Regions from separate parts of the Homo sapiens genome. Here region 1 is linked to region 2. The links are chromatin loops, found by intact Hi-C in ENCODE. Cell type or tissue: endothelial cell of umbilical vein. All regions are shown on one strand. Each heading gives the region's core, and the rest is flanking DNA. Links, peaks and the distances in the headings are about the cores only.

What was found. A loop is a pair of places that touch in the nucleus more often than their neighbours do. Peaks named below come from ENCODE experiments on the same cell type or tissue, not always from the same donor. Only the 100,000 strongest peaks of a DNase experiment are listed, where the experiment ranks them.
Region 1: it touches region 2 in a loop (4-fold over the local background); 2 of 110 quality-filtered maps call a loop at or near these places.

What each region holds. Positions count from the first base shown.
Region 1 is chr1:21,807,546-21,822,934 of GRCh38, reverse strand. LDLRAD2 (low density lipoprotein receptor class A domain containing 2) reads right to left here and starts at 10,670. Exons shown (of 5, transcript NM_001013693.3): 1 at 10,399-10,670; 2 at 8,112-8,537; 3 at 6,861-6,992; 4 at 1,324-1,485; 5 at 1-733. The coding sequence starts at 10,483. The coding sequence ends at 720. It overlaps HSPG2 (heparan sulfate proteoglycan 2), which reads left to right. Exons shown (of 97, transcript NM_005529.7): 97 at 1-691. RefSeq lists enhancers at 446-1,312, 10,585-10,879 and silencers at 8,186-8,305, 12,034-12,184. In endothelial cell of umbilical vein, for the core only: a CTCF peak has its summit at 8,262 (motif pointing left); DNase peaks (open chromatin) are centred at 4,058, 5,914 and 6,744.
Region 2 is chr1:21,695,008-21,711,490 of GRCh38, reverse strand. It overlaps USP48 (ubiquitin specific peptidase 48), which reads left to right. Exons shown (of 27, transcript NM_032236.8): 16 at 4,623-4,747; 17 at 4,902-5,024; 18 at 5,304-5,365; 19 at 5,654-5,764; 20 at 7,099-7,229; 21 at 7,873-7,979; 22 at 9,889-9,993; 23 at 16,270-16,425. Among named protein-coding and RNA genes, the nearest start is that of RAP1GAP, 34 kb to the right of the region's middle. In endothelial cell of umbilical vein, for the core only: a CTCF peak has its summit at 7,970 (motif pointing left); a DNase peak (open chromatin) is centred at 7,980; H3K27ac peaks cover 489 bases.

The DNA.
Region 1 (15,389 bases), core at 3,274-11,273, 110 kb before region 2:
GGCTTGTGGGCTGGTGCCCCACAGCTACCTGAGACGGGCATCGCAGGAGTCTCTGCCACCCACTCAGGATTGGGAATTGTCTTTAGTGCCGGCTGTGGAGCAAAAGGCAGCTCACCCCTGGGCAGGCGGTCCCCATCCCCACCAGCTCGTTTTTCAGCACCCCCACCCACCTCCACCCAGCCCCTGGCACCTCCTCTGGCAGACTCCCCCTCCTACCACGTCCTCCTGGCCTGCATTCCCACCCCCTCCTGCCAGCACACAGCCTGGGGTCCCTCCCTCAGGGGCTGTAAGGGAAGGCCCACCCCAACTCTTACCAGGAGCTGCTACAGGCAGAGCCCAGCACTGATAGGGCCCCGCCCACCGGGCCCCGCCCACCCCAGGCCACATCCCCACCCATCTGGAAGTGAAGGCCCAGGGACTCCTCCAACAGACAACGGACGGACGGATGCCGCTGGTGCTCAGGAAGAGCTAGTGCCTTAGGTGGGGGAAGGCAGGACTCACGACTGAGAGAGAGAGGAGGGGGATATGACCACCCTGCCCCATCTGCAGGAGCCTGAAGATCCAGCTCAAGTGCCATCCTGCCAGTGGCCCCCAGACTGTGGGGTTGGGACGCCTGGCCTCTGTGTCCTAGAAGGGACCCTCCTGTGGTCTTTGTCTTGATTTTTCTTAATAAACGGTGCTATCCCCGCCAGGGGCCTCCTGAGTCTTTGATGAGGGCTTCACTCAGTGGAGCCTGTGGATGGGGCAGAGCAGGGCAGGTGAGATCTGGGGGTGAAGCAAGCTGGCTTGGGATCAGCGAGGCCCCCAGGCCCCCAACCCTGTGAGGCAGGAATTGTCCTATTTTCTAGAGGGGCAGCTGAGTCTCAGAGGGTTAGGGGGCCTGTCCAACATCAGACAGAGAGCCAGGGGGTTAGAACCCAAAGAGTCTGACCCCAGAGCCTAGTATCATTCCCATGTGCCCGAAGCCCCTCTAGGGATGGCCTCCCTGATCCTATAAGGCTGGGCCACTCAACTGCAGCCCCCTGGGGAGACCTGGCTGGGACATGGGTAGCACGTGGTACAGGCTGTGCTGCAGTGGAGGCAGAGGCCACGGGCACCAGGTTGCCAGGCCAGCCAGCTGGGAGAGCAACAGCACCAGAGGAGGCCCAGGAGGAGGCCAGCAGAGGCCAGGAGCATCGAGGAGGCCAGCGCCACCCCTCAGAGCTGGGGGCCTGTGGGAAGAGAAAGTCCACTCAGGCCTCGGCCTGGGTCCTCTGCCCCGTCCCCATCACCTAGAGAGGGACAGGTATGATTTTGGTGGGAAGAGTAGGAGCAAGGTGTAACCTTCCAAAGCTGCGTCTTGTCTCGTGGGGTCCCTGCCTGCTGGGGAACTCCTCTCAGCTGCAATCCAGAGGGATCCTGCAGACCCGAGAGCTGGGGAGGGAGTCAGGGATCTGGAGGTATGGGCATCTGTACTTCCTGTCTGGCTGGGCACCGGAGAGGGACCTGCATGGGAAAGAACAGAACTAGCACACTGAGAACTGCCCTTTCTGGGACACTTGTGTGTTTCATTCAATCCTCACAAGACTTCCCTGAGTTTGTCACTCTGTGTTTCCATTTTACAGAGAGGTTGTCACTTGCCGAGTTCAATTAGCTGGAAGTGATAGGAGGACTTGAACTCACATGGTCTGGCTCCAGGGCCTAAGGTCTATGAGTGGAGCTACTTCCCAAGGAAGAGGGTGTACATGTACTGAGCATTGAGGCAGGGTCTCACTCTGTCGCCCAGGCTGGAGTCCAGTGGCGCAATCACCACTCACTGCAACTTCTGCCTCCCAGGCTCAAGTGATCCTCCTACCTCAGCCTCCCGAGTAGCTGGGACTACCAGCACGTGCCACCATGCCTGGCTAATTTTTCTATTTTTTGTAGAGACGGGATCTCACTATGTTGCCCAAGCTGGTCTCGACTCCTGAGCTCAAGCAATCCACCTGCCTCAGCCTCCCAAAATGCTGGGATTCCAGGCGTGAGCCACCATGCCCGGCCATGAGCATTTTCTGTGCATCAAGCACCACACTCTGTGCTGGGCCCGTTACCTATGTATGCCACTCACAGTTTACAACAACTCTGAAGGGTGAGGTTTATCCCCATTTCACAGATAAGGAAACTGAGGCATAGAGGTTCCTTCTTCCATTCATTTGACTAGTATTTCTTGAGCATCTCCTATGCCCCCAGGCATGGCTCTAGCAACTGGGGGATACAACCATGAGCACATGACAAATATGTCTTCATGGCACTGGGAGTTTAGTGTGGGGAGAAACAAAACACATGAATAGAATTTATGTCTAAAGGAGATAGATGCTAGTGAGAAAAATTACGCATGTTGGTGGGGGCAGGGCTGCCGCTTTTCTTTTCTTTTCTTTTTTTTTTTTTTTTTTTGAGACGGAGTCTCGCTCTGTCGCCCAGGCTGGAGTGCAGTGGCAGGATCTCGGCTCACTGCAAGCTCCGCCTTCCGGGTTCACGCCATTCTCCTGCCTCAGCCTCCCGAGTAGCCGGGACTACAGGTGCCCGCCACTGCGCCCAGCTAATTTTTTGTATTTTTAGTAGAGACGGGGTTTCACTGTGGTCTCGATCTCCTGACCTCGTGATCCTCCCGCCTCTGCCTCCCAAAGTGCTGGGATTACAGGCGTGAGCCACCGCGCCCAGCGGGCTGCCGCTTTTCTTACTGTGGCAAAGCACATAACGTTTACCATTTAACCATGGTTAGGGGTACAGTTCAGTGGCATTAAATATATTCTGATAGAGTTTGGATCTGTGTTCCCACCCAAATCTCAGGTCAAATTGTAATTCCCAGTGTTGGAGGTGGGGCCTGGTAGGAAGTGATTAGATCATGGGGGTGGATTTCTCATGAATAGTTTAGCACCATCCGTTTGGTGCTGTTCTCAAGATAGTGAGTTCTCTCAAGATCTGGTTGTTTAAAAGTGTGCAGTGCCTCCCCACTCACTCTCTCTTGCTCCTACTCTGGCTGTGCCTGCTCCCCTCGCCTTCTGCCAAGATTGTAAGTTTCTTGAGGCATCCCCTGAAGCTGAGCAGATGCCAGCATCATGCTTCCTGTATAGCCTGCAGAACTGTGAGATAATTAAACCTCTTTTCTTTATAAAGTACCCAGTCTCAGGTGTTTTTTTATAGCAATGCGAGAATGGACTAATACGCACTCACATTGTGCAGCCATCACCGCCATCCATCTCCAGAACTTTGTATCTGCCCAAACGGAAACTCCATCAACTCCGTCAATTCCATTAACTCCATATCCTCCTTGTCCCCACCCCCCCAGCCCCTAGTGACCATGGCTCTACTTCCTGTCTCTGTGATTTTGACTATTCTAATATACATATGTATATGCTTATAAAGAAAATTTATAATTTTCTTATAAATTTATAAAGAAAGGTAATTTATAAATTTATAAATTTATAAAGGTAATTTATAAAGAAAAGAGGTTTAATTGTCTCAGTTCTGCAGGCTGTACAGGAAGCATATCTAATATACATATTAGAATATAATAATAAGTTACTAATAATAACTTTTTTTTTGAGACAGTTTCGCTCTTGTTGCTCAAGCTGGAGTGCAACCGTGCGATCTCGGCTCACCGCAACCTATGCCTCCCGGGTTCAAGTGATTCTCCTGCCTTAGCCTCCCAAGTAGCTGGGACTACAGGCATATGCCACCACGCCCAGCTAATTTTGTATTTTTAGTACAGATGGGGTTTCTCCATGTTGGTCAGGTTGGTCTCGAACTCCCGACTACAGGTGATCCGCCCACCTCGGCCTCCCAAAGTGCTGGGATTACAGGCGTGAGCCACCGCACCTGGCCAGGGTTGCTATTTTTATATAAAGGAGTCAGGGAAGAACTTAAAGAGACCCACCAGGAAGCAAAGGAACGAGCTTGCAATGCAGATCTCAGAAGAAAAGTCTTCTGGTAGAGGACACAGCTACTGCAAAGGCCAGAACAAAGCTGGAGTGTGGAGGGGAGGCGGGGCCAGGGAGGGGGTGGGGCAGGGAGGAGGCGGGGCCAGGGAGGGGTGGGGCGGGGGGCGGGGCCAGGAAGGAAGAGGCGAGGCCAGGAAAGAAGGGGCAGGGCCAGATCGTGCAGGGCCTTTGAGCCCGGGCGAGGCTTTGCCTTTGCTGAATGTGATGAGGGTTTTGAGCAGGATAGTGACATAACCTGATTTACTGTTTTAAAAGGTACCTCTGGCGGGGAAGCATAACTCCCCACTCAAGTGGGCTATACATAGTGACTTCCCAAGAATACAGTGGGGAAAGATGGGACCAAAAGTAACGGTGGAGAAATGAGGCAGACATCAGCCAGGCGGTCAAGGTCAGCGTCAACCACCGTCCAACACCAAACACCCAACACCAAAGTCATGTTTGGTGTGATGTGATGTGATGAAGATGGCATTTCACCTCTGTGAACTGTAACTCTAGTCTTTTCATGAGAAAAGTATCAAATAAATCCCAATAGTGGGGCATCCTACAAAATCCCTGAGCAGTACTCACAACTGTCAAGATCATTAAAAACAAGGAAATCCTGAGAAACTGCCACAGCCAAGGGGAGCCTAAAGAGGCATGATGACTATTAATGAATGTAACATGAGGCCGGGTGCGGAGGCTCACGCCTGTAATCCCAGCACTTTGGGAGGCCAAGGCGGGTGGATCACTTGAGGTCAGGAGTTTGAGACCAGCCTGTCCAACATGGAGAAATCCCGTCTCTACTAAAAATACAAAAATTAGCTGAGCGTGGTGGTGTGCACCTGTAATCCCAGCACTTTGGGAGGCCAAGGCGGGTGGATCACTTGAGGTCAGGAGTTTGAGACCAGCCTGTCCAACATGGAGAAATCCCGTCTCTACTAAAAATACAAAAATTAGCTGAGCGTGGTGGTGTGCACCTGTAATCCCAGCTACACCGGAGGCTGAGGCAGGAGAATCGCTTGAACCAGGGAGGCAGAGGTTGCAGTGAGCCGAGATCACGCCACTGCAGTCTGTCTAGCCTAGGCGACAGAGCAAGACTCTATCTGAAAAAAAGTAATAAAATAAATAAATAAATAAATGTAACATGAGATGCTGAGTGGGATCCCGGGACAGAAAAAGGACATGAGGTAAAAACTAGGGAAAACTGAACAAACTGTGGACTTTAGTTAATAATATTACTTCATTAATTAAAACAAATGTCTCATACTAATGTAAAATGTCAGTAATAGCACCCAAACTGAGTGCTGGGTATATGAGAATTTTCTGTACTATCTTCTCAATTTTTTTGTAAATCTAAAACTGCCCTAAAAAATGAAGTTCATGCAATCCCAGCACTTTGGGAGGCCAAGGTGGGAAGATCTTGAGTCCAGGAGTTCGAGACTAGCCCTTGCAATACAGTGAGACCTCATCTCTACAGAAAACACAAAAATTAGCTGGGCATGGTGGTGCATGTGTGGTCCCAGCTACTCTGGGGGCTGAGGTGGGAGGATCACCTGAGCCCAGGAAGCAGAGGTTGCAGTGAGCCGAGATGGCGCCACTGCACTCCAGCCTGGATAACAGAATGAGAACCTATCTCAAAACAATAAATAAGTAAGTTCATTTGAAAAAAAGAAAAAGAAAAAGAAGGCTCCCCCAGGCTTCCTTCTTCCTGTGTTGTCAGAGGCAAAGGACAGAAGGAGGGAGACCAGTTCAGAAGTTATTAGAACAACCCAGACGAGAGCTGGTGGTGGCTCAGACCAGGTGATGGCAGAGCAGGTGTGAGAAGGGTCAGAGTCTGGAGAGCTTTCAAAGGACTTGTCACTGGCTTGGTTATGGGTTATAGGCTATGGGTTAAGCGGGGAGTAAAAGATGACTCAGTGAGGCCTGGGCAGCTGGAATGTGAAGTCGCTGCTCAGCGAGAGGGAAGCAGGATGCAGGGAGGGCTGTGGACAAGGAGTCCAGTATGGGGCAAGTTAAGTTTGAGATTTCGCCTATACATCCACGCAGAGATGCTGAGCAGGGAGGAGGTTATGTGGCTGAAGTTCAAAGACAAGTCCCACAGGTGATACGATATAAATGAGACCCACAAGGGAATGAGCCTGGATGGAGGACAAGGGGACATAGGACCTGGGTCTCATGGCACAAAGCATACAGCATCAGGGAAATGACCAGGAACCTGCAAAAAAGGCTGAGCGGGGGATGGGGAAGGTAAGTGTGTGGGGTTCTGGGAAACTGCATTTCACCCCTGTTCAACTGTACATGGCAGCCCTACCTCCATCCCACTCCTAATTGGGTGTGGTGGGCAGGTGGGACATCTTTAGATCCCCAGGAAGGTTATTCCTGGGTGATTTGTTCTGGTCCCTTCCACCAACCCTAGCCCTCCTATCCCACTCCCCTGTCTACAGAGATCATTCCTGCTCATTTTACTCACTGGCTTTATGACCTTGGGCAAGTCACTTCTCTCTAGGCCTCAGTTTCCTGATCTGTAAAGTGTGGGAATCAGACTGGATTGATGGTTTTCAAAGTATGTCTTGAGGGTGACACTCAGGGCCCTCAGAGAGACATCAGGCAGCCAGGGCCCCAGGCCCACCATCCAGTTAAGCAGAGGATATCTCCTTTGAATGTCTTGGGCCTCCATGCCAGGTCCCATTTAGCAAAAGTTTCCACCACTAAAGCATCATTTGGAATCCGCCGGATGAGATCATCTGCAGCATAGTTCTGGCCCTGACTGCTCTGCCCCTCCAGCCCTTGGCCTAAGCCGATTCCACACTTCCGCTTTCCTCTCTCCTGCCTCCCCATCGGGGCCCTGCCCTAGGGAAGGGGAGTTAGGGCCAGGCTTCCCTCCAGCTGTTCAGTAGGGCCCAGTCCACACCCCGCACTGACCTCTGCAGTCAGCTGGTGACCAGGAGCCCTGGTCACTGCCATCGCCACAGTTGTCCATGCCCCAGGGGTCACACACGAGGCTTGAGGGGATGCACCTGCCATTCTGGCAGCGGAAGTAGGCACCACAAGGTCCTGAGGCCAGAAGCAGAAGCCTGAGGTGAGGATTCCGGTCCAGCCCACGACACAGCAGGATGTGTGGCCCCCATGGTGACAGTGTGGGGGTGTGGGCAGGAGAGAGCTGCCCTCATGCATGCAGATGAGAACATGGATGAGTGTTTCATGGGGAGGAGGGTGGAGGATGGCAGCTAACATGTACTGACTTCCTCTTCTGTGCCATGCACAGCCGTAAATACTACACATCCTGGCCCATTGAGGCCTCACAATACCCCTATGGGGCAAGTACTGTTATTAATTTTATTATTTTTTAATTATTATATTTTTTAAATTATTTTTTGTTGTTGTTTTAGGCAGGTCTCTCTCTGTCACCCAGGCTGGTCTTGAATTCCTGAGCTCAAGTGATCCTCATGACTTGGCCTCCCAAAGTGCTGGGATTACAGGCGAAAGCCACGGCGCCCAGTTGGGCGAGTATTATTAATTTCAGTTCCAAGAGGGCCCTTTCCTGGCTTGAGTTGGTTTCTGCTGCCTACAGGCCTGGCGAGTCCTAAGCACACCCTTCTGCAAACATCTGAAGGGCTGACCCAGCGCAGAGCAGCCAGCATGTGGCATGAGAGCATGTGAGCTGTGTGTAAGTGTGCAAGGCGGTACTGTGTGCATATGAGGTGTGTGATGGTGAGTGTGCAGTGTGAGGCGTGTGCTGCAGTGAGAGGCATGAGTGTGGAGTGTGTGGGGGCGATGAGGTGCGTGGGTTGTGCGTATGTGACATGGGTGTGGATGTCAGAGTGTGAGGTGTGAACGTGTGGGAGTTGTGTGTGAATGTGTGTGGGGAGGAAGTTGTGTGTGGATGTGTGTGGATGTGTGTGCGCACTGGGGCTGGTAGGACAGTCTGACGCACACATCCATGGTAGCCAGATTTATATGGTTGGCTCTTAGGATCCGGGAGGTCCCTTATTGTGACTCTGCCACTAGCCACCACCTTCTTCCCTCCCGTTGGACCCAGTCCCTGCCATCTTGTGCTTCGGGCACCCCTGCCATTCCCCTGTCGGCAGCGGCCCTCACCGGGGCCCCCACTGTGGCCCCAGTCCCGCATGGCCTCTGCAGAGGGTCCCGTCCCGGCCTTCAGCCCCAGCTCACCCAGACGGAAAGAGGTGACTTCGCCCACGAAGTCCACGCGGGGCTGGCGGCCTCTCGTGACCAGGCGCAGGCCTAGAAAGGGTCCGGAGGATGCCACAGGCACCGGGATGTTCAGGCCGCACAGTGGGGACCCCAGGGGCCGGGGCGCCCCCGGCGGGCCCTCGTAGAACTGCAGGTAGGAGCCGGGGGCGCACGGGTCGGCCGGGGCCGGGGAGGAGGTGTTGAGCGCCGGGGGCGCGGGGGTCAGGCTGTAGACCAGGAAGAAGCGGAACTGGAAGCGGATCCGGTCGCCGGGGGCTGCCGCCTGCACCCAGAGCCCGCAGTCGGTGTCCGGAGCCACGAAGTAGAACCTGCGCGATGCGGCGTGCGAGCGCAGCAGCAGCCCGTCCCCCTGCCACGTCTGCCCGCACAGTTCCGCCAGGTCGGCTGCAGCGGAAGGCACGGAAACTGGAGCCGCGCGGCGCGACCCCGAACTCTACTCTGTCCCCTGCCCGCTGTGTGATCCCAAGCGAGTTACTCGCCCTCTCTGAGCCTCATTTTCCTCATCGGTAAAATGGGGATGATTAATCAATCTCAGAATGATTGTAAGGATTAAATGATTTAATTTAATTTAATTCAAATCTACAATCCCTTATTCGAAACCCTAAGATGCGGGGCCGAGCGCAGTGGCTCACGCCTGTAATCCCAGCACTTTGGAGGCCAAGGCAGGTGGATCACCTGAGGTCAGGAGTTCGAGACCAGCCTGGCCAACATGGTGAAACCCCATCTCTACTAAAATACAAAAAATTAGCCGGGCATGGTGGTGCGCACCTGTAATCCCAACTAATCGAGAGGCTGAGGATGAGAATCGCGTGAACTCTGGAGGCGGAGGTTGCAGTGAGCTGAGATCAAGCCACTGCACTCCAGCCTGGGTAACACAGCGAGACTCCGTCACCAAAAAAAAAAAAGGGGAGGGGGAGAGCTGTGTGATAAGGAGCCCCTTTTCTTCCTGCTTTTGAAAGCTGCTGACTGAGGATGAGGATGGGATGTCCAGAGCTGCAGCAGCCATTTTGCAAAGATGAGGTCAGAGCATTTCAGAGGAACAGTGACATTGTTGAGCCGTTGAGTTAACCATCTCTGGAATCACCTATGACCACTCTTAACTGAAATAGCAAATATCCTACCATTTAAGCCCCATTTAGTTTGTTATCTGTTACTTACAGCCCAAAACATCCTCACTGGTACAGGGTTGTTGTGAGGATTAAATGAGAAGATGTGCAAGTACTCAAAGTAGCCCTGATTTCTGTAAGCACAGAGAGGAAAGAGGAGGTGGGTTTTCTGGTGCAAGATAGGGACCAGTGGGTACTTGAGGACCAGCCAGGATGTGGGTCTTTGAGGAAAAAATCCTTCATCAGAGCTCAGGATGTGGGAGCACTTTCCAATATTTGGTATTTCTCTGCTAAAGCCAGAGCCTACCCTGAAGGTACACAGGGCAGGCATGGAGTTTAGAGAGTAAGGGAATTGGGCACCCTTTTTTTTTTTTATTTCTTTGAGACGGAGTCTCTCTCTGTTGCCAGGCTGGAGTGCAGTGGCGCAATCTCGGCTCACTGCAGCCTCCGACTCCCTGGTTCAAGCGATTCTCCTGCCTCAGCCTCCCAAGTAGCTGGGATTACAGGCACATGCCACCATGCCCAGCTAATTTTTGTATTTTTAGTAGAGATGTGGTTTCACCATGTTGGCCAGGATGGTCTTGATCTCGTGACCTCATGATCCGCCCGCCTCGGCATCACAGAGTGCTGGGATTACAGGCGTGAGCCACTGCGCCCAGCCGGGAATTTGGCACCTTTTATGTGCCAGGTATTATGAAGTGCCTTGCATGACTTATCTCATCTTATATGCCAATAATCATAGTCCCTTAAGGGGCAAGGGCCTATTATTTTCATTTTACTGCCAAAGAAATTCAGAGAGTTGAAACAATGATCTCAAAGGTACAAACATAAGAAGTGGCAGAGTGTGTAAATGCAGCTTCTCTGAATCCGAAGCCTACAGAGTTTTGCAAAGCAGGCCCTGAGGGCTGTCCTGCCCACTCCCAGACTCCTGCTTCTAGGTGACTGGCAGATCCAAGCCTTCCAGAAGGCTTTGGGTTGGATTTGGGGATGCCAAGCAAGACCAGACACAGTTTCCCAGCCTCCCCCAGCTCAAAAGGTCTCAGCCCAGCAGGATGAGTGCTGACTGGGGAAACATAGTCTCTAAGGATGGTGGGGGCCCAAGTCTTCTGGGTGCCCCAACCAAGCCCCCTGATACTTACCTGTCTCCAAAGCAGTTGCAGTCAGGGCGGCTGCCCCCAGCAAGAGCAACCTTTGGGGCAACTGCAGAAGACAACAAGCCTCCATCCAGGCTCTGCTGTGCCCAGCAATGGGGCAGACCCACAGAATCTTCAGCTTGGGGTCTCTGGGGAGACTGGAGTATGGGGCCTGGTCAGGCCAGCAGGGAGGCTGGTGGGACACAAGGAGAAGGGGGAGGCAAGTCTTCACTATGATCTTAGTGCTTTGCCTTCCAGATCCTCTTCATTTGGTTCAGAACTGTGTCCAGGGGTTGCCATGGAGATTTGGAGCAAGGGCTAGAGCCTGGGGAGAGGAGGCAGGGAGGAGATCTGCTCCCCTTCTGCCAGACAGGAACCAGGAAACTCAGATCCGGTTCAGCCATAGGGCTTCTGGGAGGAGGACCCACAGGAAGCCAGATCTGCTACCTTCCTAGATCAGCTGGCCCCTTAGGGACTGAGCTTGAGGGAGGTCCAGGACACCAAAGGAGCCTCTCTGAGGGCCTAGAGAGCAGCAGGCAGAGAAGGAGCACTGGACCAGGAGTCTGCTGTATTACTAACAAGCCATTCCTGCCTCAGGGCCTTTGCACTCATAGATCCCTCTGTCTGGAGTGTTGTCCCCCCATAGCAGTGCACGGCTGACTTCTTCAGGTCATCAGGTTGTGGCTCACATGTTACCTCCACAGACCACACTCTCCTGACCACCTCTCCAACTAAATTAACACTCTCTCTCTTTGTCACTCAATCACATCTCAAATGTATCATCCCAGCACTGTCTGGAATTATTTTGCCTATTCATTTCTTCTTGTATATATTGTCCACTGGCCTCCACTAAAATTATATTCCATGAGTATCTTGTTTACCTCTGAACCCTTATGTCATAGCACAGTCACTGGCACAAGGCAGGCGCCCAGGAAATAATGAAAGAATAAGTGTGTGGCATTGAACAAATGACCCCTTTTTCTGGATTTTACTTTCCCATGTGTAAAATAAATACCCTGGACTAATTCAGACTTTTTCAAAACGTGTTATTAGTAGAACAATTTTTTTTCAAAAGGTATGTTACAAGGAACCTTTATCTATAAAACTGAAGCTTTTCAAGCCCTGGCATCCTTCTCTGGAAAATGGGATAATGATTAATTCCAACCACATAGTTGCATTGTAAGAATTAAGTAACTTGGCCTGGCTTGGTGGCTCATGCCTGTAATCCCAGCACTTTGGGAGGCAGAGGTGGGTGGATCACAAGGTCAGGAGTTCAAGGCCAGCCTGGCCAACATAGTGAAACCCCATCTCTACTAAAAATACAAAAAAAATTAGCCGGGCATGGTGGTGCATTCCTGTAGTCCCAGCTACTCAGGAGGCTGAGGCAGGAGAATCGCTTGAATCCGGGAGGTGGAGGTTGCAGTGAGCTGAGATTGTGCCACTGCACTCCAGCTTGAGCAACAGAGTGAGACTTCATCTCAAAAAAAAAAAAAAAAAAAGAATTAAGTAACTTAATACAAGTGGGGTACTTGGAATAGTGTCTATCATGTAGTAAAGTAACCAATGTATTTCAGCTTGAATGATGATCATTAATGTCATCGTTATTATTTAAGCAGATGTTTCAAGTGTGGGGGAGGGGAGGAGCTAAGCAGCCCAAATTGGCAGTGCCTGAGACACCACCTCAAAATCCCAGGAATCCATGAGAAGGTTAAGACCTCTGGACCTGGCCGGGCACAGTGGCTCACACCTGTAATCCCATCACGTTGGGAGGCCAAGGCAGGCGATCACCTGAGGTTGGGAATTCGAGAGCAGCCTGGCCAGCATGGTGAAACCCCATCTCTACTATAAATACAAATATTAGCCGGGCGTTGTGGCACAGAGGCTGAGGCACAATAATCGCTTGAACCCGGGAGGCGGAGATTGCAGTGAGCCGAGATTGCACCACTGCACTCCAACCTGGGCGATAAAATAAAAAAAAAAAAAAACCCAAAACAAACACCTCTGGACCTATTATTCCCTAACAGCTCTCCCTCCTGGAGCGGTCATTTGATGCAACCTTGATTTCCTACAGTGTATGATGTCCAAATCTGTACCTTGGGGAACTCCAAAAAGACTCAAATCTTCCCTCAGCAAGAATGAATTTATCATGAAGCCCACTGAAGCTTAAACTTCAGAACTCATCACCTGCATGGGATTATATGGTTTTTGTTTTGTTTTGTTTTTGTTTTTGTTTTTGTTTTGAGACTGAGTCTTGCTCTGTCGCCCAGGCTGCAGTGCAGTGGCGCAATCTTGGTTTGTTGCAAGCTCCGCCTCCCGGGTTCACGCCATTCTCCTGCCTCAGCCTCCCAAGTAGCTGGGATTACAGGCACCCGCCATCACGCCCGGCTAATTTTTTGTATTTTTAGTACAGATGGGGTTTCACCGTGTTAGCCAGACTGGTCTTGATCTCCTGACCTTGTGATCCACCCACCTCAGCCTCCCAAAGTGCTAGGATTACAGGCGTGAGCCACCGCGCCCGACCTTTTGTTTGTTTTTTTTTTTTTTTGAGATGGAGTCTCACTCTGTTGCCCAGGCTGGAGTGCAGTGGCATGATCTCAGCTAACTGCAACCTCCCAGGCTGGAGTGCAGTGGCATGATATCAGCTCACTGCAACCTCTGCTTCCCGGGTTCAAGAGATTCTCCTGCCTCAGCTTCCCGAGTAGCTGGAACTACAGGTGTGTGCCACCACACCCAGCTAATTTTTTATTTTTAGTAGAGATGGGGGTTTCACCATGTTGGTCAGGCTGGTCTCGAACTCCTGACCTCAGGTGATCCGCCCACCTCGGCGTCCCAGAGTGCTGGGATTACCGGAGTGAGCCACCGCGCCCGGCCGGGATTATATGTCTTCATAAAATTTGCAAAAGTAAGAATGGTTATAAACTTTCAGTTTTGCAAGATGAAAATGTTTTAGAGATCTGTTGCACAGTACTGTGAAAATACTTAACACTACTGAACTGTACACTTAGAATGGCTAAGACTGGCCAGGTGCAAGGCTCACACCTTTAATCTCAACACTTTGGGAGCCTGAGGTGAGAGGATCGCTTGAAACCAGGAGTTCAAGACCAACCTGGGCCTGTAATCCCAGCACTTTGCCTGAGGTCAGGAGTTCGACAGCAGCCTGGCCAACATGGTGAAGCCCAATCTCTACAAAAAAATACAAAAAATTAGCCAGGCGTGGTGGCACACACCTGTAATCCCAGCTACTCGGCAGGCTGAGGCAGGAGAATCTCTTGAACCCAGGAGGCAGAAGTTGCAGTGAGCCGAGATCGAGCCACTGCACTCCAGCCTGGGCGACAGAGTGAGACTCCGCCTCAAAAACAAAAACAAAAAAGACCAACCTGGCAACATAGCGAAACCCTGTCTCTACAAAAAATTAAAGTTAAAATTAAAAAATTAGGTGGTGCCTACACTCTTAGCTATACTACAGCTACTCAGGAGGCTAAGGCAGAAGGATCACTTGAGCCCAGAAGCTTGAGGTTACAGTGAGCTATGATCATGACACTGCACTCCAGCCTAGGCAACAGAGCCGATCCATCTCAGAAAAAAATGGTTAAGATAGTAAGCTCTGTTATGTATTTTCTTGCCATAATTTTTTAAAATTTTGCAAACATGAGGGGTACATGTTCTCAGGACCTCTTGATACTGTGCCTCAAGCCAAATAAAATTTTTAAAAAATACAAATAGGGTTGGGAGTGGTGGCTTACGCCTGTAATCCCAGGACTTTGGGAGGCCAAGGTGAGTGGATCACCTGAGATCAGGAATTCAAAACCAGCCTGGCCAAACTGGTGAAAACCTATCTCTACTAAAAATACAAAAATTAGCTGGGCGTGGCCAGGCGCGGTGGCTCACGCCTGTAATCCCAGAACTTTGGGAAGCCGAGGCAGGTGGATTGCCTGAGGTCAGGAGTTCAAGACCAGCCTGACCAATATGGTGAAACCTCATCTCTACTAAAAATACAAAAATTAGCCGGGCGTGGTGGTGGGCGCCTGTAATCCCAGATACTCGGGAGGCTGAGGCAGCAGAATTGCTTGAACCCGGGAGGCGGAGGTTGCAGTAAACTGAGACTGAGCCATTGCACTCCCACCTGGGTGATATAGCGAGACTCTGTCTCAAAAACAATTAATTAATTAAATAAAAAATTAAAAAAATAAAAATAGGCCATGTGCAGTGGCTCACCCCTGTAACCCCTGTAACACCCTGTAAACCCAGCACTTTGGGAGGCCAAGACAGGCAGACCACCTGAGGTCAGGAGTTTGAGGCCAGCCTGGCCAACATGGTAAAACCCCATCTCTACTAAAAATACAAAAATTAGCAGGTGTGGTGGTATGTGCCTGGATTCCCAGCTACCTGGGAAGCTGAGGCAGGAGAATTGCTTGAATCCAGGAGGCGGAGGTTGCAGTGAGCTGAGGTTGTGCCATTGCACTCCAGCCTGGGCGACAGAGTGAGACTGTCTCAAAAAAGTAAAAATAAATAAATTAAAATAAAAATTTTGCAAACATAAGATATTTTAACCACAGTTAGTTCAGACTTTTTTCTCTTTCCACTCCCAACCTCTCCTTCATCACACCTCGCTTCATATCAGGTGGCCACAGGTGTTTTGAAATCTGGCTAGGGAGAGGCTGATTTGGGTTTAGGGCTGGGGGTGAGTATATTTATGGGATTCTGGCCCCTTGCGGGTATAGTTATATTACTCCTAGGTGCCCCAGATGGCATTCAGGAATATTCCTAATGCCATTGTTCTGTCTCCCTGAGTGTTGTGATCTGAAGGTGCTGACTCAGAGAATATATGATGCCCAGCCCCAGGAGTACAAGGGCATTGTAAAAGAAATAAAATTTGAAATGCACGAAGTCAGAAATAGTGTGTGGAAAATCCTTCCAAATACACAGCTCACATGAGTAAGATATTTTATAGCAGTTGCTCCAAATTTAACAACAATCATTGAGTTAAATAATCTTAC
Region 2 (16,483 bases), core at 4,667-12,666:
TGTCACTTCATTTGTCTCTGTGTTTTGTGTCCCCTGTTCAGGGGCCTTAGGTTTTGTTGTCCTAGAATAAGCATCTAGTCTTTTGTGGCTAGAGGGGGCAGTGATCTCAAGGGCAGAGAAGGGGACTGAGCATCTAACTACATACTTCTTAAATAGACTTTCCATCCCTTCTCTCATTTTTTGTAAATCCCTACCTTTACTTCATGAGGACCCAGTTTTTGGGTCTGTGGGACAGTACTGCAGTGTAGCAAATCTGGCTACTTCTTGACTTTCGCCAACTTAGAGTTAATTTTTATTGTGTCTCATTAACCTTCTTTTAAACCCTTATAATTTTTATCCCTGTTGTTGCCTCTGTTGTCTTCATCATTATAACTGTATGTCTTTTATATATATATATAAATAATTCCTTTGGTGTGGTGGTTCACATCTATAACCTCAGCACTTCAAGAGGCTGAGGCATTTGAGAGCAGCCTGGGCAACATAGTGAGACCCCACCTCTATTTAAAAAATAAAATAAAAATTAGGCAAAGTGGCACACGGCTGTAGTCCTAGATGCCCAGGAAACTGAGGCAGGAGCATTGCTTGAGCCCAGGAGATTGTGGTTACAGTGAGCTATGATCACGCCACTGCACTCCAGCCTGGGTGACAGAGTGAGATCCTGTCTCTAAAAATAAAAGTTTTTTTTTTTTTAATTCTTTATTGTGATTTGATGATGTTTCATGAGGCACTTAAAGTAAATGCAGTTTTAAACATCATTTTAACCTGGAAAGTCCTTGATTTAAATTTTCATATTTTTATAACAAAACCCCTATATATTTCTAACGTGTTGTATGTATTTAATGTATCACAGGTTTTGTGTGAATTAGTCATTGGATTATATTCCATTGGAAGATTTACTATCCTAGAGTTCAGTATTTGTTGCAGATATTATATAACAAGCTTTATAATACAGATATTATATATATCAAGCTTTCTTACCCATTTTACTTTTTATTCCTTTAAGTGAATAACCTTCCTATAGCTTACCTTGTTTATTACACCTAGTTTGCTTAGACGATGGGCTGTGTTTTGTTTTGTTATTTTGAAAGTACTTCTTGAGATGTCCTGAGGCCCAAAGTATTATATACAGTTTGAACTAGATTGAGGGTGAGGGGTTGAGGGTCATTTATCCAGTATCTAAATTCATTGTTAACTAGATTTCTCTTTTTACCAAAGAATCTTTGAGTTTTAGATATTCTAGTTATGTTTACTGAATTGAATCTCTCTTGACTGCTTTGATCTTGTTTTGGGAGGTATTGCTCATAGAATGGATTTAGTTGATTGGCTTTCTCTTAAAATTTAAGAAATAACATGTTTCATTGCAGGATACAAGTTTAATTTCTAACAATTTATGTGTCCCAGTGAAAAGAGCAACCCAAATTTATTTAACTATTTTGAGGTCATAGACAATATTCAAGTATATTTACTTCATTATCATTCATTACATTAATTTAATTAATTGTATTAATATTCATAGTTAATATTAATGATATATTAACAACTACTATGGTAGTAATTATTAGAATAATAGGAAATTATATTTAGAAACTCAGCTAACAAGTAGAGTGAAGGACTATATATTTTTATTACCAACTAGACTACAGTAAAATGACTATTTAATATTATTCTGATCTCAGAAATGAATTTGGGTTGTTCTTTCCTTGTCATATGAAAAACACTCATCCCACTTAAAAGCCAGTCACTACCTAAAAGTACCCCCACATCAGAATGAAGCCGTGCACCCACAGTGTCTGTGGTCTCCTCTGCTCATTTAATAGTAAAGTTTGTGTGTGCATTCCCATTATTGTTTCCTCATAACCACATGGGGTTATACCACACACAAAGAAGCTCTCTTTTTTTTTTTTTAAAGCATAAAAAGGAAACCATTTAAATATTGTAGTTGCCGTGGAGTTCTTTCCAAATCAGGTCATGGAAATCTACCTTAATCTTTTTTATGGTTACGTTGTATTTCACATAAGGACTTACTAAGTTAAGGTTTGATAATCCAATTAACCTTTTTCTTTCATTTTTAAAAATAAATTCCCTAATTGTGTCTGAGGATGGGCACGTTAGAATAAGTTTTCATAGACTCACGGGAAATTTAAATTAACAGCCCACCCAGAAGGAAATACATGTTTACATTCTGACCCCATTTCTCTGGTAACAAGTCTGTTAAAGCAAAATAATCTTTTGGGGATTATTCAAAGATCCAGAAGAGGTGAGGGGTAGAAGTTAAGTTGCATTCTGAGGTATTATAAATTATAGGGACCAGGCATAGTGGCTCATGCTTATAATCCCAGCATTTCTGGAGGCTGAGGTAGGACGGTTGCTTAAAACCAGAAGTTCGAGAGACTCCCTCTCTACAAAATAAAATATTAGGCGGGCATGGTGGCTCATGCCTGTTAGCCAGACTACTCAGGAGGCTAAGGCAGGAGGATCGCTTGAGCCCAGGAGGTCGAGGCTGCAGTGAGCTATGATCGTGCCACTGTACTCCAGCCCAGGGGACAGAATGAGACTCTGTTTTCTTTTCTTTTCTTTTCTTTTCTTTCTTTTTTTTTTTTTTTTTTGAGACGGAGTCTTGCTCTGTCACCCAGGCTGGATTACAATGGTGCGATCTTGGCTCACTGCAACCTCTGCCTCCCGGGTTCAAGCGATTCTCCTGCCTCAGCCTCCCATGTAGCTGCAATTACAGGTGCACACCACCACTCCCGGCCAATTTGTTTTGTATTTTTAGTAGAGACAGGGTTTCACCATTTTGGTCAAGCTGGTCTTGAACTCCTGACCTTGTGATCCACTCACCTCAGCCTCCTAAAGTGCTGGGATTACAGGCGTGAGCCACTGCCCCCGGCCTGTTTTCTATTAAATAAATAAATAAATTTTAAAATATATTATGGGGTTCGAATGAGCTATAGACCTGGGTTTGTTTGTTTGTTTGTTTGTTTGTTTTTGTTTTTTGAGACAGAGTCTTGCTCCTCGCCCAGGCTGGAGTGGAATGGCACAATCTTGGCTCACTGCAACCTCTGCCTCTTGCATTCAAACGATTCTTCTGCCTCAGCCTCCTGAGTAGCTGAGATTACAGGTGCCTGCCACACACCTGGCTAATTTTTGTATTTTGAGTAGAGACGGGGTTTCGCCATGTTGGCCAGGCTGGTTTCAAACTCCTGACCTCGTGATCTGCTCCCCTCAGCCTCCCAAAGTGCTGGGCTTACAAGTGTGAACCACCAAGCCCAGCCTCAGACCTAGTTTTGTTTTGTTTGTTTTGTTTTGTGTTGTTTTGTTTTGTTTTTTTGAGATGGCGTCTCTCTCTGTTGCCCAGGCCAGAGTGCAATGGTGGTTATCTTGGCTCACTGCCACCTCTGCCTCCTAGGCTCAAGGAGTCCTCTTGCCTCAGCCTCTGGAGTAGCTGGGACTACAGGCAAGCACCACCATACCTGGCTGATGTTGGTATTTTTAGTAGACGCAGGGTTTCATCATGTTGGCCAGGCTGGTCTCAAACTCCTGACAAGTGATCCACCTGCTTCAGCCTCCGAAAGTGCTGGGGATTACAGGAGCAAGCCTCTGTGCCTGGCCTATAGACCTGGTTTCGTATCCCAGCTTTATTACTCACTAGCTGTACTCTGCCTGGTTATATTCATCTTTCTAAATTCATTTATTATGGAAAGTGTAGTATGTATTTAGAAAGCTCATGGCTTTATTACTCTTAATAAATCTGTAGGTACCTTGCCAATGGGTGCAGAAACAAACATATGACTTTAGAAATTTAAAGATAGTTTTCTGGGTAATGACCGATATGGGTAGATAAGTGAAGTTCACTAACTTACTGCTTGGGAACAGCTGAAACAACAGTAAGTATAACCACAAGTAGAGCCAGAGGAGAAAGGTCCTGGCAGGGTGGCGGTGACTAGTATTATTTTTTTATATCTTCTGGGATTTTTGAAGATTGAAGGGGATCTTCAAAATAAATTGCAAATAGCAAAGAAGTTGGTGCTTGACTGGAGATGGTTTTCAGATTGAGCAGTAGATTGCTTTATCTTCTGTTTGAATTGATAACTTTGAATTGATAACTTAAGGCAGTGGTCTTGTGATGGCTGGACACAGCTTACAAAATATTATTTTAATGCAGTGTGATTTCAAGATTAGTCAAATGGGAGGCAATAAAGTCTGCAGGAAATGATAACCTTTGAGTGTGGGAGTAGATGTAATTTTGTTAAGCAGCGCTTGCCATGGCACAGAGGTCCCAGGACTCCTGGAATCCCATTTTTGACTACTTCCTTCCTTGCAAGGAGAAAGAAAATGCACGGTTTTAGCTTTGTACGTTTGTTTTTATCTCATGATTTTTTTTTCAATCACAGACCTAGATTAAGGACGTAAAATTGAGGTTAATGGCTACCTCCTTTAGAATTAAAATGAAATCGGAAATTCAGAAGTTTTTGAAAACAAGAAAAGAGAGCTAGAAATACCAAACTTTAGCAAAGCAAGAAAAGCGTACCTGTGGATTTTTCTTAAGTTTAAGAAATAGGAAATAGATAATGACTTTTTTTCAGCTGTTTTTTTTTTTTCCAAATATATTTTTTTAAACTCAGGTGAGTTATGCATATCTGAAAATGAAAGAAGGCTTGTTTCTAAAGAGGCTTGGAGCAAACTGCAGCAGTACTTTCCAAAGGCTCCTGAGTTTCCAAGTTACAAAGAGTGCTGTTCACAGTGCAAGGTACTGAACGCTACTGACATCTGGGGAAATGGCATGCCACCTCCCTGGGTTGACTTCCCAGGGGAATTAACACTGTACTTCTGACGGGGGTGTAGGGAGGAGGCAGGTCATGTGCTGTCAGCAGGAGACAGTTGATTGCTTCATTCTCTTTCAGATTTTAGAAAGAGAAGGGGAAGAAAATGAAGCCTTACATAAGATGATTGCAAACGAGCAAAAGACTTCTCTCCCAAATTTGTTCCAGGATAAAAACAGACCGTGTCTCAGTAACTGGCCAGAGGTATAATGATTCCCACAAAAGAAAGAATGCATCTTTTCTTTTTAAAGCCCTTGCCAAATTCCCAGTGAGCTATTTCAGAACAACCCAGAACTTCTCATATTCTCATTTGTTTAGTTATCTAACCAGGGGATTTACTCCAGCCTGCTATTTTTTGGTAGAGGACTGTGTTTTCATTTTATTTATAAAACTTGAATAAGGACAACCAAAGTATATTATAAGGAATTTGTGTTAAGCAGGCGGTGAATTGACGGATACTGTTTTGTGATTTTTGTGTTCTAGGATACGGATGTCCTCTACATCGTGTCTCAGTTCTTTGTAGAAGAGTGGCGGAAATTTGTTAGGTAGAAACAAAATATGTTTTATTTCCTTTATTGTTACTGATTTGGTTGACTCTGGTATTTTTTAAGATATCGTGGATTCTGTTTGTTGTACCCTTCCTTCATGGTTACTTTCACCAGCATACACTGAAAGCTTTCTTTTCTATTAATTAAATGAATAAGCCTAAGAAACACATTGAATTACTAATATTTTCTTAAATATATCTCTGATTTTGAAATAATTATTTTAAAATCTTCTCTTTCGTCATGCAGTAATTAGGTATATTTCTCCTCCTTGTCTCATTTGAGTAGAAAGCCTACAAGATGCAGCCCTGTGTCATCAGTTGGGAACAGTGCTCTTTTGTGTCCCCACGGGGGCCTCATGTTTACATTTGCTTCCATGACCAAAGAAGATTCTAAACTGTGAGTTCCTTCTCTTCATGTGATTTTTTTTTCTTCTTTTCTCTTTTTGATGATTAATAAAATATGTTTAGGAAATTTCTCATCTGACATAGTCTGTTTTAAGAATTTAGTCCTTTGCTGAATTGTGGGGTTTTTTTTTCCCCTTTTAAAAGAGAAGAAGACTGCTTCTCCAGGAAAGACAAGAGGCTGCCCGAGGCTATTTGTCTTTTTGCTCTTTCCTTGTCCCTCTTGAAGACAACACAGCCACCCTTTCTCTTCCCCCGCTGCTGGTGACCAGTGCTGAGACCTCTTTTCCAGAATCACAGAATCAACATGGTCTTGGTTATAGGTTTTGTTCTGCCATGGCCAGGCTTCAGACAATTAAAGGAGGAGGCTAGCAGGGTGGCAGAGCAAAGCCACTGCACTGGTCATCTGGAATTCTAGGGTCTTAGAACCCAAATTTTATTCCATGCTTCAAGTACTTCCAGAGGTGTTCATCTGTGAATTTCTCCCGATTTTACCAAAAATCGTGATATACGAGAAGGTAGAATGCTTCCAACATTGTCAGAAAATCAGGAAAAGGAAATTGGAACACATAAATAAAAATGCCCTTGGGGTTAAGCTAGAGTTTTATTATTCATATTTCAGTACTTTAACATCATTTAAGGGAGTTCAAAGTTTATATATTCTCTACATTTTCTCCCTCCTCTTTCTCTCCCTCCCTCTCTGCATCCCGCCTTCCCTGTTGCTCTCTCACTCTCGCTGTGCATCTCTCTTCTCTTTCCTCCCTCCCTTTCTTCCTGTCGTTGTTATTGCAAATGTCAGACTTCCAGGAAAATACACCAGTAAGCAAATGTGTGTTACCATTCAGTTTAAAAGTTAAATGGTTCAAATATGATTAAAGGCCCCACAGTGCTTATCCTTCTGTTGCTACTTCTCTTTCTCCCACCCTTCCTCTCACACTAACCACTGTACTGAATTTAGAGTTTATCTGTCTCAGAAAGTATTCTGTAAAAAAAAAAAATGCACGCACATAATGTCTTGCATATTTAAAACTTTTTATATAAATGGCACCATACTGTATTTATACTTCTGCAACTAACTTATTTTACTCAATTATGTTTTTGAGATCTAACCATGTTGATTCATGTAATTTCAGTCCATTTAGTTTCGCTGCTGTGGTAACATTCCTTTGTATGAAAAACTATTCTTTGTTGATGATACGTATCTTTTCTCTCTAATTCCTTTGGATTAAATGTTAGTGTTAATGGTTTTGGTTTAGCAGACTAATGGATTATGTTAATTCTCTTAATTTCCATGTGTCTTAAGGCATGTTGTGTTTTTTTTTTGCACAGTATAGCTCTCATATGGCCCAGTGAGTGGCAAATGATACAAAAGCTCTTTGTTGTGGATCATGTAATTAAAATCACGAGAATTGAAGTGGGAGATGTAAACCCTTCAGAAACACAGTATATTTCTGAGCCCAGTAAGTTTTCATATTGCTTTCGGTTTCTATAGTTAAGAGCTGACATTTTAAGAAGAAAGGGTGTGTCAGTGTTGTCTGCTTAAAGTTAAAGATCATGCGGCGGTCCCAACTCCCTAGGTGGAAACTCTCATTATAATCATCCCATTATTTGTACGTTTATTTATGGACAGTAAATGGATTTCCTTATCATTTGCATGTAATAGAATATAGTGGTTAATAGAAAATATTATTAAGAGTTTGGGCCAGCACACTAGCTCATACCTATAATCCTAATACTTTGAGAGACTAGGGTGGAAGGATTGCTTAAGGCCAGGAGTTTCAGACCAGCCTGAGCAACATAACAAGACCTTCTCTCTACAAAATAATAAAAATGTAGCACATATCTGTAGTCTTGAGCTACTCGCTGAGAGGCTGAGTCAGGAGCATGGCTTGAGCCCAGAAGCTTGAGGCTACAGTGAGCTATGTTCATACCACTGTACCCCAGCCTGGGTGACACAGCAAAACCTTGTCTCAAAAAAAGAAAATGTTACTAAGAGTTTAATGAATATTCACTAGTAACTTTGACATATGTTTTTAGATCTTTGATTCTTTAACAATGATTCCTCAGCCACTTCTGTTTTCCCTTTTTTTTTTTCCCCCAAAGAACTCTGTCCAGAATGCAGAGAAGGCTTATTGTGTCAGCAGCAGAGGGACCTGCGTGAATACACTCAAGCCACCATCTATGTCCATAAAGTTGTGGATAATAAAAAGGTACTGGTCCCTCTTGTGGCAATGACTAGTAATGATCAAGCGTGCTCTTTGGCTTGATTTGCTGTTGTATTTGCACTGAGGGTCTGCCTAGGACTGCATTTTTGTTCCTTCAGAGCTGTTTGGCATCAGAATTGAAATTGGACAATAATTGAAAATGAACAGTTATGTGATTATATGAGAATTTAGTTTGTTATTAATTGATGCATAGATATTTACTGAATGTCAGCTGTGTTCCAGGAATGGTCCAGGTGCTGGGGATACAGTGATAAAGAAGGCAGGTATAATACCTTCTCTCAAAATTATAGGCACCTAGTGAGGAAGATCAGGAATAAAGTATAAATTCATATGATTTCACACAGAAATGATTGTTTTGAAGGAACTTTAGCAGGGTCAAGTGGAGGTTAGTGTGAGACAGGGAGTAGACAGGAGAGGCGTCTTGGAGAAGTTGTTTTTACCCAAGCCCTCACTGTCAGGGATGCAGCCTGGGAAGTGTTTTCCAGACAAAGGAAACAAAGGTCAAAAGGATAAGCCTAATGTGCTTATGCAACAGAGTGAAAACCATTGCACCTAGAACAGTGCTGTCCAATAGAGCTTCCTGTGGTGATAGACAGGTTCTAGGTTCTGTATCTGTGCTGCGCACTGCAGTAGTCACTGGCCATGTGTGGCTGTGGAGCATTCGATGTGGCTAGCGTGACTGAGGAATTTAGTTTTAGTTGATTTAAAATTAAATAGCTACATGTGGCTAATGGCTACCCTAGTGGCTATTGCTGGTCTAGAATGAAATTTATTCCAAGAAGGGATCATGATATGGAATGAACGACCATACACTATCAGGTTTTATACATCATACCAAGGATTTGGGTTTATTCCCAGTGTAGATATAAGCCCCTGGAGAGTTTCAAGCAAGGTCATGATATGATCTGATTTATAGTTTAAAAAAAATCACCCTGGCTATAGTGTTTGGAATTGCTGTGAGGGCATAACAGAAATAAGAGAGGTCAGTTAGAGCCTCTTCCATTGACCTGCAAGGATAGGTGAAATTGATTGGATATGTTTGGGAAGTGGAGGTGTTAATACTTGCTTGGATTGGATTTCCAAGCATTTTTATTATATTAGGGATGGCTCTTGGGTAGATCCTGACCCATATCTCTAGATATCTTATTAATTTATTTAATTCCATGCTTTCTGGGATTAAAGACAAAATGGAATACATTTTATTTGATGCTTGTTTCCAAACACATTTTTTAGAAGGGTAACTTATAATTATGCCCTGGAGGCCAAGGGTTCTGCTTTACAAGCTAAATAAACTAAGGCCTTCATTTCCTAATTTGCCGAGAAAATGAAGTTAATGAGTATAAATGTCTCTGTTTCTCCCTGTAAAATTTTCTTAAATCTTTTGTTCTCTGGTATAAAATATTATCCAATTTAGATGTAGTTTCATTATTCAGTTTAATAAGAGTATTTCATAGTGTTTGCAAGAGAGCGCTTCTTCCATCTTTCGTTTTCTCAATTCTTAAAGAGCATGTAACTCCTGCCACTTGAATAGTTTGAGAACTTGAAAAGGCTTGGCAATCAGTGTGCTCGGGAAGGTGTCAAGCACCTTCGAACTTCTGCAAAATAACATCATTGTACAAGACTGATAATAATAACTGCTCTGCAGAGACCTCTTAAATGTATGGTGAGCACATTAAATACTACAAGAATAAGTCATAGGGTAAAAAACTAACATGTTAAAAGAGCATAGAAAACCGTGAAGGCTTGATTCTTGATCCACTCTCCAGTCTATAATCCCACCATGATAAAGGTGTTCCTCGTCTTGATAAAGGTTGCCGGTCCCAGCCCCCACATCCTCCATAGCCTGCCTTCCTAGGGTCTGACCTACTTCTCTTTGTTGTCCTGGCACATTCAGGTGATGAAGGATTCGGCTCCGGAACTGAATGTGAGTAGTTCTGAAACAGAGGAGGACAAGGAAGAAGCTAAACCAGATGGAGAAAAAGATCCAGATTTTAATCAAGTATGTGTTGAAGCTGCTTTTCATTGTTATACTTTCTGCTGTTCTTATAGAGCAGCCACTCGAAGCCCCTGGCCATGTCTCTGTACCCTGTATGGGATATTGGTTCTTTTTTTTTCTTTTTTTTTTTTTTTTGAGATGGAGTCTCGCACTGTTGCCTGTGCTGGAGTGCAATGGCACTATCTCAGCTCACCACAATGTCCGCCTCCTGGGTTTAAATGATTCTCCTGCCCCAGCCTCCTAAGTAGCTGGGATTATAGGCGCCCACCACCACACCCGGCTAATTTTTTATATTTTTAGTAGAGACGGGGTTTCACTGTGTTGGCCAGGCTGGTCTCGAACTCCTGACCTCGTGATCCGCCCACCGCAGCCTCCCAAAGTGCTGAGATTACAGGCAGGAGCCACCGCACCCGGCCTTTTTTTTTTTTTTTTTTTTGAGATGGATCCTAGCCTTGTCAACCAGGCTGGAGTACAGTGGCACAATCTCGGCTCGCTGCAACCTCCACCTCCCAGGTTCAAGTGATTCTCCTGCCTCAGCCTCCCAAGTAGCTGGGATTACAGGCATGCGCCACCACTCCTGGCTAATTTTTTGTATCTTTAATGGAGACGGGGTTTCACCTAGGCTGGTCTTGAACTCCTGATGTCATGATCCTCCCGCCTTGGCCTTCCAAAGTGCTGGGATTATAGGCGTGAGCCACCGCATCCGGCCCATAAATTGTCTTTTGAGAACAGGAAATCGTGGGAATATGGTTGATGTAGGTGGAGATAAGTTTCAGCTTCTCAAAAAGTCAGACCCCCACATTGGAGGATATTTTGTACTTTAAACTCATGGATTTTCTACTCAAAGTTTTATTTTTAACAGATGAGATGTTTGTTTTCTTTCTTTACTACTAAAATAGTGTAGTGAAATTGTGGATGGTGTTCTCCCTGAAAGAATGAAAGTGTTACAATAGCCATCTGCAATATCTGTGACAGGGCAGAGGTATCTGGGCTTGTTGGCCTGTCTGCATGTTGATACTGTTACTTCATTTTTAACATTGATTGAGAGAGTCTGAAAAGCCGTCTTGATTTGAATCTTGGTGTGCCCAAAATAAATGTTACTTGTGGTTTCCCAACCGGTGTAAAGGGATGTCAGCATTTGTTTTCCGTGGCTTATTGGCGCTCATAAAATAACCTCAAAACACCTGTGAAGAAGCAAAATCATGCAGTTTGTGACAGTGATCAGCCACTCTTTAAGTTGTCCTTCCCAGTCTGTATTTCAGTCAGTCAACACTGGAGGGCCCTTTGCTTCAGTGCTAACCAAATCTGTACACTTGATGAGAATGCAGGTTTTCAGTTTAAAGGGGATATTTTTCTATAGTAAGTGATGCCCTTATTAAACTCTGTGTGCATATATACATCTTGTGCTCCTTGGCATAAGGAACAGGGTAAAGAAGGGCAGCAAAGTCATGTCTGCAAACGCTTGTGGAGACATATTAGTTGACTCTACTAATATGTCTCCACAAGCGTTTGCAGACATGACTTTGCTGCCGCCCTTTACCCTGTTGTCAACTCTGTTTTCATGTCCCCATCTCTGTGGCGGGGACATCTCTGTGGTCTATACAAGCCATCTTTCGAGCCACATTTGTGCAAACTCGATTGTGTGCTTTTCAGTTGATATATTAAAAGTGTGTGTGTGTGTGTGTGGCCAGGCGCAGTGGCTCACGCCTGTAATTCCAGCATTTTGGAAGGCCGAGGCGGGTGGATCACTTGAGGTTAAGAGTTCGACACCAGCCTGGCCAACATAGTGAAACCCGTCTCTACTAAAAATACAAAAAAAATTAGCCGGGCGTGGTGGCGGGCACTTGTAGTCCCAGCTACTCAGGAGGCTGAGGCAGAAGAATGGCATGAACCCAGGAGGCAGAACTTGCAGTGAGCTGAGATCACGCCACTGCACTCCAGCCTGGGTGACAGAGCGAGACTCCGTCTCAAAAATAAATAAATAAATAAAAATACAAAAATTAGGCCAGGCACGGTGGCTCATGCCTGTAATTCCAGCACTTTGGGAGGCTGAGGCGGGCAGATCACGAGGTCAGGAGATTGAGACCATCCTGGCTAACACAGTGAAACCCTGTCTCTACTAAAAATACAAAAAATTAGCCGGGCGTGGTGGCGGGCACCTGTAGTCCCAGCTACTCGAGAGGCTGAGGCAGGAGAATGGCGTGAACCCAGGAGGCGGAGCTTGCGGTGAGCCGTGATCTCGCCACTGCACTCCAGCCTGGGCGGCAGAGCAAGACTCAGCCTCAAAAAAAAAAAAAAAAAAAAAAAATTAGGTGTGGTGGTGTGGGCCTGTAATCCCAGGTACTGGGGAGGCTGAGGTATGAGAATTGCTTCAACCTGGGAGGTGGAGGTTGCAGTGAGCCGAGATTGTGCCACTGCACTCCAGCTTGGGCGACAGAGCAAGACTCTGTGCATGTACATGCATTTGGGTGTATGGGTGTACATATCCATCCCGATTCAGGACTCCATTCTCTTTTGTCTGTTTGGCTGGCAGTACCGTATGTTTTAGTTATTATCACTTGGTAGTATGGCTTAATAATCAGTTGGGAATCAAATTTTTTTATTTTGAGACCAAGTATTGCTCTGTCGTCCAGGCTGGAGTGCAGTGGTGCCATCTCGGCTCACTGCAAGCTCCGCCTCCGAGGTTCAAGCCATTCTCCTGCCTCAGGCTCCCCAGTAACGGGGACTACAGGCGCCCGCCACCACGCCCAGCTAATTTTTTGTATTTTTTAGTAGAGACGGGGTTTCACCGTGATATCCAGGATGGGGGAATCAAATCTTTTATTGCCTGCTGTCACTAATTATCTGTTCTCTGGTTAACTTTGTAAATTAGTTTGTTAAACTTGACACAATGTTCTTACTGTCTTTAGTTTGTTATTTTAAGCTTTGCTTTTCACCCTAAGAGTTATTTAGAAACTATCTACATTTTCAAGTGATTTAGATTTTAGAAAGCTAACTTTTTTTTGGTGGTCTAGTTTTATTCATTGTGGTCATGACCACAGCAATTTTTTCAAAGTGTATGTGGAATCACTCTCCTTAGTTGTGGATGACAACAGATTTCACGTTTATAAATATGATAGAGAATGTTGGGGAACATTGCTTTTTATACTGTAATTATTTTTTATACTTTATAATTTTCTTCTGTCTTCCTTTTCCTTCTTTGGATATTGTAATACTCTAAAATGTTTTACATTTTGCTTTCTCACAAAAAATTTTTGGCTCACAAAAAATCTCAAGTGTAACCTTCCTCTTTGGAAAAGAATAGATAGTCCCTGAAAAATGTTCAGCATTTTCAAAATGTCACCCTCCTCATCACATATCTCAGTACAAAGATAGCTTCTGTAATTGCTGCTTTAAATCCCTGTAATAAAAAATGATGCATTTCTGCTTGTCCTTAGTGGAGATAAACAAATCCCTTTTCCTCTTTTCTCTAAGCTAGATCAACCCAACTCCTTTGACTTCATCTAAAAATTTAGGTTAATAATATACTCGGTATTGGGTATCACTTAGGTAATTGAAAGCCTTCTAAAACCAGTGGGCTGGGTTTTTTTGTCAGTTAAGTTGGATTTAAATTCTCCAGATTAAGAAAGAAATAATTCCAGGAAAAGCCTTTAGATCCATTTAAAATCAGAGTTATTAAAAAATCTGTCTTGCTTGATGCTCAGGGTTTTGGTTTTTGGTTGTGTTTTGTACTTCTAAAATAAAATTATATGTTGATGTAGTTATTTTTCTTTATATTCCTGATTGTAGAATTTGGGTTCAATTTGACCTTTTCTTTTCTTTCTTTTTTTTTTTTTTTGAGATGGAGTCTTGCCCTGTTGCCCAGGCTGGAGTGCAGTGGTGCAATCTCAGCTCACTGCAAGCTCTGCCTCCCGGGTTCACGCCATTCTCCTGCCTCAGCCTCCCAAGTAGCTGGGACTACAGGCGCCCACCACCAAGCCCGGCTAATTTTTTGTATTTTTAGTAGAGACGGGGTTTCACCATGTTAGCCAGGATGGTCTCAATCTCCTGACCTTGTGATCCGCCCACCTTGGCCTCCCAAAGTGCTGGGATTACAGGCATGAGCCACCACGCCTGGCCTGACCTTTTCTTTCAACAGTCGAGACTGAGAAAAATGTTTCATCGGGTTTCATTTTTTTTTTTTCTTTTTAACTCACATGTGCACTTAACTTTTTCTCGTGAATCTTAGAATCACTCAGTTGCCTATGTAGATTCAGGGCTAGAGCTAAACTATCCTCAGGCAGTGTCTCGCCAGTGGTCGGCACCCTGAACAAATGCTCTTCTGTGTTTGGGTCTTGATCACCTTCTGCTTTGTAAACTGTGGAGCCCATGAGTAATGAGTATGTGGCATCTGTGTCTATAATGACCGTTAAACCACTTTGCTTATACACGGCTGACATTCAGTGACGACTGTGGAAACCAGAGCCAGGGCCTTGAGGTTACCTCATCCAGATTTAATTAAACCAGGGGAAAAGATTTTCTTAAAAATCCTGCTTCTTTTATTCCCTGGCCTGGTTAGCAGAAGAATCTCCCCTGCGCCTCTCACTCACCCCCCATCCCCCACCGCCCCCACCGGCCACCACCACCACCTTTGGTACAAAAAGCAAAAGAATCTTGATCATTAACCTCTGATCATTAACCTCTTGATGAGGGATTTATAGGAGTACTGTAGAGGACATTTGGTCCTCATCTATTTTTTTCTTGACTGGTACCGCATGTATCATGCACACCCAGGGGCATCCTTTTTACAGCACCTTTAGGTAGTCATGGCCATCATGACATTTCCCCTCTAAAAATAAAGACAGTGTCCTACCTAATACTAATAATGTGCTCATAAATAAGAAAACTAACGAAAACTCCCTAATGTCCTCTAATACCCATACTCAGATATGTCTTGAACAGTTTTTTCCTCTCAAATCAGTATGTAATTAGGATATGTGTTGTTTGTATCACTTTAGACTTAGAATTTGGAACAGTTACTCTGTCTCCGCACCCGCTTTCTTTCCCTTCTTCTTCTCTTTTTGAGACAGAGTTTCGCTCTTGTTGCCCAGGCTGGAGTGCAGTGGCGCAATCTCGGCTCACCGCAGCCTCCGCCTCCCAGGTTCAAGCAGTTCTCCTGCCTTGGCCCCCTAGTAGCTGGGATTACAGGCATGAGCCACCATGCCCGGCTAATTTTGCATTTTTAGTAGAGAGGGGGGTTTCTCCATTTTAGTCAGGCTGGTCTCGAACTCCTGACCTCAGGTGATCTGCCCACTTCGGCCTCCCAGAGTGTTGGGATTACAGGCGTGAGCCACCATGCCAGGCTCTTTGCCTTCTTGACATTGAACTTGGACCAGTTTGATTTCTTTTAGATTGTTCCATGTTCTGTATTTGGCTGATTGCTTCTTTATGTTACTTATTTTAATTTATTTATATATCCCCTATATTCCAATTTCTGTAAATTGAAAGGTGGGCGTAAATGTTTGATTACATTCCAGTATAACATTTTTGCAAGAATATTTTATGAGTGAGTCTGTATATTTTGCCATTAGGACAAGTGGTAAAGTCTTGTTTTTAGTCAAACTAAGTTTGATTTTTTTTTATTAATGTTCCATATTTTATTTTTAAATTCACAACAGTTTATACTTAGTTTCCATGTCATTCTCAAGAAGAGAAGAAAATGTTTAAAATTCAGGTTGTTCATGAACTAAGTTTTGTAATCCTCAAGATTTTCAGTTTATTATGTTTTTCTGATGTAAGGTCTTTTTTATAAAAGAGACAGAGTCTCACTCTGTCAGCAGACTGGAGTCCAGTGGTGCGATTGTAGCTCACTGCAGCCTGGAACCACTGGGCTCAAATGATCCTCCTGCCTCAGCCTCCAAGTAGCTGGGACTACAGGCTCATGCCACCACGCCTGGCTAATTTTTGGTTGAGATGGGTCTTAATATGTTGCCTAGGCTGGTCTTGAACTCCTGGGATTATAGGTGGGAGCCTCCTCACCAAACCTTAAATGTCTCTTGTAACAAACATTTAAACTGCTTACATGCACTTAGAGGTGTGTATTACTCATTATTTTCTTTTATCAATTTTATGTGAGCCTGCTAAGAAAGTCTCGTTAGTTTCTACTCATTGTTTACATTGAATTTCAAATAGTTAAGGGACCAATAAGGAAACAGCTTTTGTTTACCTGAAAAACTTCATGAGCAAGGGTCACATTGTGGTTAATTTCAGTGCTTTCTTCATTTCCAATCTTCATTATAGAGCAATGGTGGAACAAAGCGGCAAAAGATATCCCATCAAAATTATATAGCCTATCAAAAGCAAGTTATTCGCCGAAGTATGCGACATAGAAAAGTTCGTGGTGAGAAAGCACTTCTCGTTTCTGCTAATCAGACGTTAAAAGAATTGAAAATTCAGGTGAGGGAAACATTTGTTCAAGTTTGCTCTGGACTTAAAAGGGCCTTTATGAATTCCT